Linked DNA regions of Homo sapiens: region 1 is linked to region 2. The links are chromatin contacts, found by Hi-C or POLR2A ChIA-PET in ENCODE. All regions are on one chromosome and are shown on one strand. The core of a region is the stretch at or near the end of the contact, and the rest is flanking DNA. Distances in the headings are between cores, read along the strand shown.

Region 1 (5,827 bases), core at 429-2,928, 120 kb after region 2:
ATAAGTCACTAACAAAGAGCCAACCCTGAACCCGGAAGAGGGGTTAGCCTTGGCAATAGAGACAGGTAGGTAGCAAGTGTGGTGGAGTCCACAGGGCTTAGCCGCATGGGTAGCATTGCATTTCTCAAGCTCGGTGGTGGAGAGGCTATTGTTTGTTTGGTTTTGCTTTGTCCCTTATGCCTACCTTATGTATTTCATTTTATTTGTATAAAATATCTCCATAAAAATAAGTTTTAAAAAGGGTTTGGTCTTTGGAGTCAGAAAGTCCTGGGTCAAGTGCTGGCTTTGCTGCCTAGCAGCCAAGTGACCTTGGCCAAGTCACTTCTAGGCCTCAGGGTCCTCTGTGTGGAGCCTACTGGGAAGGAAGACGGCTGTCTTATTATAGGGCCTTCCTAGAAAAATGACCTCCCAGCACCTTCAGGTATCTGGGCCTCCCTTTTTCTACAGGGACTTGGGGTAAGGCCTGAATGGACAGCTTTGCCCAACTGTGCGGCCCTGTAGGGGCACTACCCACCCATGTCCCTGATGTTTTCTGCTGGGAAAGGGAATGTGAACTCTATTATTATTATTTTTTGACAGGGTCTTACTCTGTTGCCCAGGCTGCAGTGCAGTGGCACAATCATGGCTCACTGCAACCTTAAATTCCCAGCCGTCGTCCTCCCTCAGCCTCCCGAGTAGCTGGGACTACAGGCACACATCACCATGCCCAGCTAATTTTTTTGTTTTGTTTTGGGTTTTTTTTGTAGAGACAGGGTTTTGCCATGTGGCCCAAGCTGGTCTCGAAGTCCTGAGCTCAAGTGATCCTCCCACCTCAGCCTCCCAAAGTGCTGGGATTACAGGTGCATGTTTAACATTGCTCCAGGTGTGTGCTTGCCCTGTCTCAACAACCCCTTCCCCAGCTTATCTCTCCCACTGAGAAGGAGTCACCCCAAGTTGCTTAGATTTGGGGCAGTGACTGGGCCAGGTTTGCCAGTGGCAGGGCCTTCTCCTGCATGGAATGGCCAAGCTTCCCTGCTTCCTATCTTTCTCTGATTTACCCACATGGGTACAGATCTTGTTGCTTTTCTCTTCTGCAACACGCTAGAGCAAGGCAAGCTTCCTCATTTGACTTAGATGGATAGTCAGCCCCTTAGACCTCATGCCTAGACCCAGCTGGGCCAACCCTCATGAACAACCATGCAAAGTTCACCTTCCTATCCCACTCTTCCCATCCATATTACACTTGCAGACCTTTTCCCATTTATTGCTTTGAACAATTTAATTCTACTCCTCAGAGGGACAGACCTGGTTCTGTGTTTAAAGCTCAAACACCAAGGCAAGCTCGACCACTATTCACCTCTCTTCATTTGCTCTTATGAAACATCACTGCTGTCCAGAATAAACCTTAGTCTTTTTTTTCCCTTGCTCCCAGCTCCCTAGATATGTGTGAATATAAAATATAAATATATGTAAATATAATTCTTTGGCCGTTTGTGTTCAAGATTTAGAATTTCCTCCTAGAGGGAAAAGGCAGGAAGGGAATGGCTTGTAAGCACAGGCTGTGCTTCATTAAGAAGCGTGTTTGGGGTGGCGATCACTTTTCTCTAAGCTAGACAAGCCGGCTGGAAGCTGACCTCTGTACATCCTGAAATTTCATCAACTCCTTCTCTCCTCCAAAGAGCCTCTCCCAACCCCTCCTCCACCGTAACAGAGCCCCTTCCTTCCTGTCTCCCCAGGGACCTCCAGGGGTCACAGGGACTGCGTGAAATGCGCTCCTCCACTCCGATCCAAGGGGCTCTGGGCTTCCAGACGGCTTTAGATGCCTGGCAGTCGGCCCACCGGCACGTGATGGGGCCCCAGGTCACGAACAACGGGGCTGGAGGGCTACAGCTGAGCGTCTGGAGGGGACAGCCGCAGCCTGCCGCCTGAATTGATGGAAAGGAATCCTTGCCCTAATTTTCGCAACAGACACATGTTGTAACACTCTGTGTCTTTAACAAAACCCTTTCATAATAACAATAAACAGCAATGTCAATAATAACACTGATAATGATAATTGCCCTATTTGAGAGCTCACCATCTCCAAGAGGGCTGGAAATGGTGACAGCCACTGACTGGCTTGCTTCTTAGATGCTACCGTTTTATCAACACTAGAGCATCCAGTTCTCACATCTATCCTCCAAGGGAGGACTGATGATTCTCCCCATTTTACAGACAAGGAAACTGAGGCTTAAGGGAGGGTTGGCTCCTGTCAGGGGCACTTACATGGTAAGGGGTAGAGCCTGGAGTTGTAACTTAGGCCACATCTTTCTCTCCAGTCCCAACATTCAGCTCTGTAAGGAGACATCAGAATGATGCTTCTTCCTGGATTTAGTTCAATGAGAAGGCTCATCCTGAGCCAGAACCCTTGCTAGGTGACCCTGGGGCTCCCAAATGGCCTCAACTATAAAATTCCAAGATTCCCAACCAAGGCCTATCCCGACACAGCCTTATGAGAAGGCAGTTGCCTGCCAACCCCCCAGCATGTGGGCTATCCCAGCCTTTGTAATATCAGAAATATTGAAAATAGCTTACAGACACTCGCCCGCCACTGTCACCTTTGGAGCCAGCAGGGTACCCCCCAGTGCCTGACTTTCTGGGGACATCCAGGGCCACCATGCTGGTTTCAGTTCTGGGCAGGCCAGAGGGCAGTTCCGCAGGAGGTAGAACCTCCTGGTGTTCGGGACTTAACCTCTCTCGCCCAGAGTCAGCTAGTTGTGAGGGAGCAGGGGTGGGGGTGGAGGGCCCCTCAGCTGGCGGGACATCAAAACCCACACAAAACGCTTCCATGTGGTACCAGCCCTCGGCCCACGTCCTTCACGTCGGATTAATCCTCCAGCTTCTCGGACAGACGTGTCCTCACCACTCTGCTTTCATGTTTGCCCACAATTTGAATGTCATCACACAAAATCAAGGCTAATTGTGAACAGACCTCCCCCTCTCCCCGGGCTGCCTCCCCTCCCCCTTCCTCCTTCCCTGTCCACATCTGGATCCCACAACCTCTCTCGGGGACCTTGGAGACCTGCTTAGGCTGCGAACTCTGAGAATCTAACCTGATTTCCTTTTCCCGTCTCCCAGCCTCCTAAATATATATCGTGGAATGTTCTTTACTTTCCTTTGCCATTGACTTTGCTGTAGCCATTGCCCAGATGACCGTAGGAATTCTCCACCTTTCTGGGCTCTCTCCAAGTGGAGAGCAAAGCTCTGGGCAAAGTTGGCTGGGTGCCGTGGCTCATACCTGTAATCCCAGCACTTTGGGAGGCCAAAACAGGAAGATTACTTAAGCCCAGGAGTTCGAGACCAGCCTGGGTAACAAAGTGGAACTGTGTCTCTACAAAAAAATACGAAGATTAGCTGGGCATGGTGCCATACACCTATGGTCCCAGCTGCTTGGGAGGCTGAGGTGGGAGGATTTTTTGAGCCCAGGAGTTAGAGACTAGGCTGGGCAGCATAGTGAGACCCCATCTCAAAACACAAGGCAAAATAAAATAAAATAGCTCTGGCAAAGCCAGGGGAAACCTTCCCTCCACTCAGCCTGCCAGCCACATCCCGCTCTCCCAACACATACCCATTTCACATGTGCGGCAGCCCATCAGGCTATATCATATACTCACCTGCCTCTTGTGCCCAGACCAGGTTGTGACATGTCACTCACAGTACATGGGACATGGTCCAGCTTGATAAGGCTCCCTGAGCTGAGAAAAGGAATTTGGTACAGGAGAAACGGGAGTGTTTGTCATCCTCAGAGAACTCCAAAAAGAGAATCTTTGGTGTTTCCTGGGAGCCTGTTTGCTACAGGGAATCTCTGGGTGCTGAGAGTCCCTTGGGGGTGGAATGGGTGTTGGCAGGGACTTGGGGCTCCAGAGAAGGAAGGTCTCTGGGGACAGGAATTCTAGGAGAAGGAGTTTTCAAGCACTGGTGAATGTTTACTGTGTGGTCCAAGCACCCCAAACAGCAATTCCTCGGGTTGTGGTGACACCCATCCTCTCCACTTAAAAAGTCATATCATTTCAGAGTCCAAAAGAGGCTGATATGACTCAAGGGCCCACTGCCTACAGGAGAAAGCTGAGGCCTGGAGAGAAGAGAATGGCCAGCCCAAGGTTCAAGAGAAAGTCAATTCTTTGGCCCCAGGGGGGCCTTTGCCTAATGTTGCTTTCTGGAAAAGATGGCAATGAATACCACTTATAGCCTGCACTGGCTGCTGGGGAATCCTACAGAAGATGACCCCACCCTAGAGACATCCAAGAGGCGACCTAAGAATCTGAGTTTGGATCTGCGCTCTGCAAATACCACTTAACTGTGGAGCTGATAGTGCAGGGCTGTCACCACACCCAGGCAACACGTGCAGAAGAGCAGATCCAAAGGAAGGAATAAAGGTTCCGGAACCAGACCCCTGGTGGGCTCAATCCACTTCATCCACACACCACGCTGTGAGCAGCGACCTAACCTCTGCAGGATGGAGTTAGTTTCCACGACTCCCTCCCCAGCCACAGTACCAGCTCCTTCCTGCGGGTGTTTGCCGAGTGCCAGGGAGTAAACAGAGCGCCAGGGAGTAAACAAAGTGTTTAGCCCTCGTGTCATCCTAAACTATCATCATTCCCATTCCCAGGAGCAGAAACTGAGGCTCTGACATACATAAGGACACACAAGAAGTCAAGATTCAAAGCGATTAGAGGAATGACTAAATGACAACAAGAACTATTTAATAAACCAGTTACTATAATCAGCAAGGGGAGCGATGAATGAGTGAGTGAATGAATGAATGAATGAATGAAAATTTGCCCTTCTCCTGGGCTCTAGGACACATTTGGCAATTTCCTCTGCACTGATGGAGAAATACCCGCACTTCATTTCCAAGGACTGCAGAAGGGAATTTAAACGCACACGCTCCCCTATCGTTGGCATCTGCCAAGAACGAGGCTGAAGCTTGCTCGGACAAATGAAATTCTGACAAAGCATGTCACAGGCTTGAAGCATCTGTCACTGACTGGGAGAGACGCACATTTGAATCTGAGAGAAGTGCCGCTCGCCTGCAAATGACAATTGTGCAGTCCGGTCCGACTTTCCCTCTGACCTTCTGGCCAGCTCCAAAGGGCTCTCTCCTGTAAACATCCTCCAAATAGTTTATCTTAATAAAAGCGCCTGTAATGGAGACGGAGTTAATTTGAAATGGTTTCCTTGGCCGTTTGTCTTGTCAGCCAATTGCTGAGAGAGGGCTGAAGTCAATATTGCCTTAGCCGTGGTGGGGTCCTGCAGGCCTCGGACTCATCCTGGGATCACGCGACCGACGTGACAGCCGACACTGTTCCATGAAGCACGGAGGAGCCTCAGTGGGTGATGGCAGCCAGTGCTGGACTTGATCTCAGACAACTTTGCAGGCTAAGCTCCCACACACCATGCTCCTTGTCCCGCAGTTCAGAAAGCAGAAGATAGGCAACTAGATGACCACTTTACAGATATAGAAACTGAGGCACAGAAAGAAGAAATGGCAAATTTGCGGTCGCCTAGCAAATTACTGGGAAGACTAGAAATAGTGTTTCTTTTCCTGAACACACACGCAATCACTGGCTAATTGCTTGGTGCTGCAGATGCAAAGTTAAATAAATCACAATAGGAACCCCCAGGACTCCCTATCTCCAGTTAGTAAAAAGAATAGGGGCTTTGGAAACGGAAAGACCCGAATACAAATTCTGTATCAGCTGCTTCCTGGCTACATCACTCAGAGGACATCGCTTAACTTTTCTGAGTCCCAAAAAGAAAAGTGATACTATTTTCGCAGGAAGGCTTTGAGGGTCAGATGTCTTTGCAC
Region 2 (5,337 bases), core at 1,734-4,233:
TGAAATTGGCATGGCAGGGGTAGGGCTATGGGATGGGGGGTAGCCCTGCCGTTGCAGAGGGAACTACCTCAGTTCCCGGTTCACTCCACATGGCTGTGGGCCAGTGGGCGGGCCTCTCTGGGGCTTCTTTCACCTGTAAAGTGGGGATGACATGTAAGTCAGCAAATGCGCTCCTAAAAGCAGCGTCAGGACACAGCAAGCTTGCATTGAAATTCTAGCCCCGCCATACATCTGCTACATGATGTCTTCTCTCTAGGCCTCAGTTTCCCCTTCTGCAGAATGGGAACAACGAAGCAAGTGTAAGGATCCCATGACATTCCTTGTGCAATGTGGAGCATTGTGCTTGGCACAGAGTGAGTGCTCCATAAACATGAGGGATTGTGGCTGTTGATGTCAAGACTGGCGTTTACCTTAGGCCTGAGGTGGACCCTCTCTCCTAGTAGAAATTCTCGTCCAATAATTGCATGGGAATCATCCAAAAAGTAGGACTCGGGCTTGCCGTGTGTCTATACTAGGCATCCCCAACTCCTCAGTCTCCTGGAATTCAGTGGGAATGCCAAGCTCTGGGCTCTCCCCACTCAACTCTGTCCAAAATATCTTCCACGTGGGGAGGAGGCCATGGACAGGTGGATAGGGAAGGACTCATCAAGCCCGAGGGTGCCTGCGTGTATGTGGTGTTTACTTATTCACTTACACACACTCATTCACATTTTCATTGCGGGATCCCTATGGGCAATGTAAGAGGCAATAGGGAGCCAGTGAATGCTTGTGAGAAGAGGAGGGCTGAGTTTAGTCTGGCTTTGCAAACTTGCTGAATATATGAATGAATGAATGAATGAATGAATGAATGAACAAGGCAAATCTTTTTACTCCAACCCAGTGCTGGGATTCAGACAGGTTACTTGGGGACCTTAGTCCAGACCCCCTTGATCCTACAGAGAAAGGTTCAGGGCCTCAGCTAGGAACACCCTCACTCCCTGACTCTACCTACCCAATGCTGCAGGGCTGGCTGACTCCTTCCCAAGCCCACTAGCACCCCTTCATAGCTGGGCACCTTCACAAGCATCAGTGCTGTCCCTGGGGCCACCAAGAAAGTCAAGGCCTCCTCCCAGAGCTTACTGTCTAGAGCTTTGCCAGCACAAGCTACTAAGCTTCTTTGCCCCATCACTCTGATTGGGGGCAAACTGTGGCCCATTCCATAGATTAGAAATGGTGGGATCAATTCCAGGGCCTATATGGAAGCTTCTAACTCAGACCCATGAGGCTGGGCATCTTCAAAAGAAGAAGCTACACATTACTCATATTTTACAGCTTCTTGCCCACCCCACCTCTATGCCTGGGCAGGACACACCCTGCTGTAAATTGATCCATGTTGGTAATAATAATAATAATAATATGAGCTAGGAAACCAAGCAGTTCTTACCTGCTCCATGCACTTTACATGTATTCCTTCATTTAACCCTTGCAAACTTAGCATAGTGGCTGGCACACAGTAAAAGCTCAATAAATGTTTGCTGAATATATGAATGAATGAATCAATGAACAAGGCGAGTCTCTTTACTCTGGCCCAGTGCTGGGATTCAGACAGACCCGGGCTCAAATTCTTGCACTGCCACTTACCAATCGGTTCCCTTGGTCAAGTCACTTCCCTTCTTGGAGATTTTAGTTTTCCTGTCGATAAAGTAGGCGTGATGATATCTTCCTATCAGGTTGATGTGAGATTTCAATGAAGCTCCGCATACAAAATGCTTGCATGACACCTAGGGTGGCCCAGAGTAGAAACAAAAGGTTTTTGTTATTGCTATTGTTGTGGATGATGTCATTGTCTCCATCTGTCCACTCGGCTTGCAGTTATGGGTCAGGAATTCAGAGACCAGAGGTCACACATTGGTGATCTGGAGACCTTGTCCAGCTCCCAGATGTATTTTGTTTGGCTAATACAGCACTTCATTGATTTTTTTAAAAAAATCTAATTAGTTGCCAATATTTAGAGATGGGGAGATTTCGCGTAAAATACACTTTGGGGTCTCTCTTGGAATTTCAGATGTTTGGACCACATGAGAATTATATTCACCCAGAGCAGCTGGGCTTTGCTAGAGCTGAGAAGAACCCACTCCCTTATTTATTTATTTAGTTATTTATTTATTATTTTTTGAGACAGAGTCTCACTCTGTTACCCAGGCTGGAGTGCAGTGGCATAATCTTGGCTCACTGCAACTTCCACCTCCTGGGTTCAAGCAATTCTCCTGCCTCAGCTTCCAGAGTAGCTGGGATTACTGTCGTGTGACACCACACCCGGCTAATATTTGTATTTTTAGTAGAGATGGGTTTCACTATGTTGCCCAAGCTGGTCTTGAACTCTTGGACTCAAGTGATCCTCCTGCCTTAGCCTCCCAAAGTGCTGAAATTACAGGCACCCGCCCCTTTAGAAAGGGTATGAGCTCCCATTCTGCCCCAGTCCCCGCCGCTCCCTGTTGCCTCACTCTTGGCCAGCTCCATTCATTTACGTAGTTTGCCTACCACTGGAGTATTTTCCATCTGGAAGCCCTGCTCTAGATTTTCTCTTCCATGAGATCCACCAAGAAAGCTCCAAGTCACAGTTAGCCAAATGGAGTTAAACAAGAAGAAGAAAAACACACACCTCACAGTGATGGTGTGGCCACTTCTCCCAATTTCACAGCCTGGGCCCAGAATGGAGTCGGCACATCCCCTTCAAAGCTCCATCATTCTGAGGATGCTGAATGCCACTTTCCCACCCATGCCCACTGGGGAAGCCCACAGAAAGCCCCCTAAATAGCCCTGATCCCTCCAGGAAAGGGGAGGGCACACCGAGAAAATGGCTCCCATCTGACCAGCCTGGGCACAGCTTCTTGACTCTAATTGGGGATGTGGTAATTAGATGATGGCAAAGTACACCCCAGGCTCAGCTTTCAGCCCCAGGTCCCACCAACAGGCCATCCCACTTGGAAAGTTTGCCTGACATTCCTGAGCCGGGCCGCCTTGCCAAAGAAAACTCAAGCGAGGCTTGTCTTGGCATGGACTCAACCCCTAGCCTCAGCAGGAAAACCAAAAACATTTACACAGCTGGGCCTGCGACGCCCGCTTCCCTCAAGAGTTTGTCAGGGCTTGGATGGCTCGGTAGACTCGGGGGGCACTTCTGAAGGGGACTGTGTTCCCGAGCACGGCCAGGCATCGCCAGCCAGACAGAAAACACCACGGCCACCCCCGGGAGGTGGGAAAGAAGACGCAAGAAAACACGCTCTGGGGAGCCGGAGAGGGGCTACCTGGGGACTGGGTTTTCATCTATTCGTTGATCACTGCACGCCTCCCCCCTCCAGCTGCAACCACATCTGCACGGGTCGTCCTGGCCAGCTCACCACCCGACCTGTGCGTGTTGGCCAAAAAACAATCCAAAGAAGCTGCTTATGGCACGCGGAGCGCCTGGGGCCCCATGCTGACAGCTCTAAAGGACCGCCTCTTCACCGCTCTCTCTTTGCACTCAACTTCCCCATCTCTTTTCCTGGCCGCCTTTCCATGGCATTCTCCGAAGCTCTTCACATTCTCTGTCCTGGGGGCACCCCAATGAGGCCCATTTGGCCTCCTGGTTCTGAATGTCAGGGACTATGAACAGGAAGTCCTGGAGCCAGTGGTTCAAAGCCAGGAGCTCAAACACATTGGTGAACACACTGGGGGTTGCCAAATTATCTGCTAAGTCCCTCGTGAATCCCTCTGGTCCCTCCATCCCAGTGGTCCCCACTGCAGTCCAGGCCACCATCGGTGCAGTGGTGACTGCAGCAGCCTCCTCTCAAACCCTCCCACCTCCACTCCTGCCCTCAGAGTCCATTCTCTGAGCTAAGGATAGCACAACCTTTATTATTCTCTCAATTATAAAACATTTAAAAACTACAGCAAAATGCAGAAAATATGACTTTGCATAATTGAATGATTCACTATCAAGCAAATACCCATGTAACCACCAGCCAGCGCAAGAAACAACCTAAAGCACTTTCTCTTTTTTCTTTTTCTTTTTTCTTTTTTTTTTTTTTTTGAGGCGGGGTCTCGCTCTCTTGCCCAGGCTGGAGTGTAGTGGCACGATCTCTGCTCACTGCAAACTCCAGCTCCCAGGTTCAAGCAATTCTCCTGCCTCAGCCTCCCAAGTAGCTGAGATTACAGGCGTCCACCACCATGCCCAGCTAATTTTTGTATTTTTAGTAGGGAAGTGGTTTCACCATGTTGGTCAGGCTGGTCTCAAACTCCTGACCTCAAGTGATCTGCCTGCCTCAGCCTCCCAAAGTGCTGGGATTACAGGCGTGAGCCACCGCGCCCAGCCAGAAGCACTTTCTTGACTCTCTTCGATTCTACTCCCTCCCTCCCCACAATATTTCATGACTATCCTGACTTTTGTGGTCATGATTTCCTTGCGTTTTCTTCAGACCTAAAAACAACATAGTTTAGCCTTGTCTGTTTTGGGGTTTTATGTAAAGGGAATAGTCATAGTAATCATATTATTATTATTTTGTGTCTGGTTTCTTCTTTCCAATATTATACAGTGAGATTTCTCCATGTTATTGCACAGAGCTATAGTCTATTCATTTTCACTGCTGTATAATATTCTTTTGTGTGAACATACCAGAGTTTTAAAATCTGTTTTACTGTTGATGTGGTTTGGGTCATTTCCAGCTGGGAGATGTTGTAAAACTAGAAATAGTCTTAGCCCAAGTACCTGGCACATAGCAGGGTTTACAGTCACAAACAGGTTCCAGAGTCAAGCACAAGTTCAAACAAAGCTGTATTACACAAAACTAAAATGGTTTGTTTTCTTGCAAGACTTGTCAAAGCCTTTAATGCTTTAAGGTGTCAATGTGCATTATGACACTCCACAAGCATCACCTCTGTGCTAGCTAGGCCCAGGTGATGCAAAGGTAAATAAATCTGCCTTAGGGAGTAAGTAGTGTGGATGGAAAGTATTGGCCTTAAAATCTGGTCATGGTTTTTTACCTCTTCCTGACTTGCTGTGCAGCTTGGATAAGTTTCTTGCCATCTCTGGGCTTCTGTCTGCTCATCTGCAAAGTGTAAGTTTAGAAATTGTTACTCCCTAAGAGCTTTCCCCTCTGACATTTCAATACCCATGGACCAGTATTTTAATTGGCCAGAAAGATTCTAGAGGACGGGATGCCTGGATCTTGAGGATTTGGATGAGTTGGGTGTCAGGGGGAGAACAGCATGACAAAATGAGTCTGGACTGCCTAGAGGTCATTTAGGGGGAAGTAAGGAGAGCAGCAAGGCCAAAATGGAGTGCTCATCCAGGGAATATAAGAGAGAAATGATTACAAAGAT

Evidence for each region. A loop is a pair of places that touch in the nucleus more often than their neighbours do. ChIA-PET counts read pairs that join two places held with the same protein, here RNA polymerase II (POLR2A).
Region 1: a map of IMR-90 shows a loop between it and region 2 (2.5-fold over the local background). The contact joins two enhancer-like sites. A Hi-C loop is called at or near these places in 1 of 168 maps with a recorded cell type or tissue (IMR-90). POLR2A ChIA-PET finds 5 or more read pairs at or near these places in 2 of 52 experiments (WTC11 and activated CD4-positive, alpha-beta T cell).

What each region holds. Positions count from the first base shown.
Region 1 is chr22:27,535,918-27,541,744 of GRCh38, forward strand. The region is part of intron 1 of LOC105372981 (a long non-coding RNA gene); the gene reads right to left. Among named protein-coding and RNA genes, the nearest start is that of CPMER, 180 kb to the right of the region's middle. RefSeq lists an enhancer at 5,644-5,827. Within about 2 kb of position 1,679, at least 2 of the 41 ENCODE cell types and tissues checked have a DNase peak (open chromatin) inside an H3K27ac peak, as active enhancers do.
Region 2 is chr22:27,417,853-27,423,189 of GRCh38, forward strand. No RefSeq gene overlaps it. Among named protein-coding and RNA genes, the nearest start is that of LINC02554, 110 kb to the left of the region's middle. Within about 2 kb of position 2,984, at least 18 of the 41 ENCODE cell types and tissues checked have a DNase peak (open chromatin) inside an H3K27ac peak, as active enhancers do.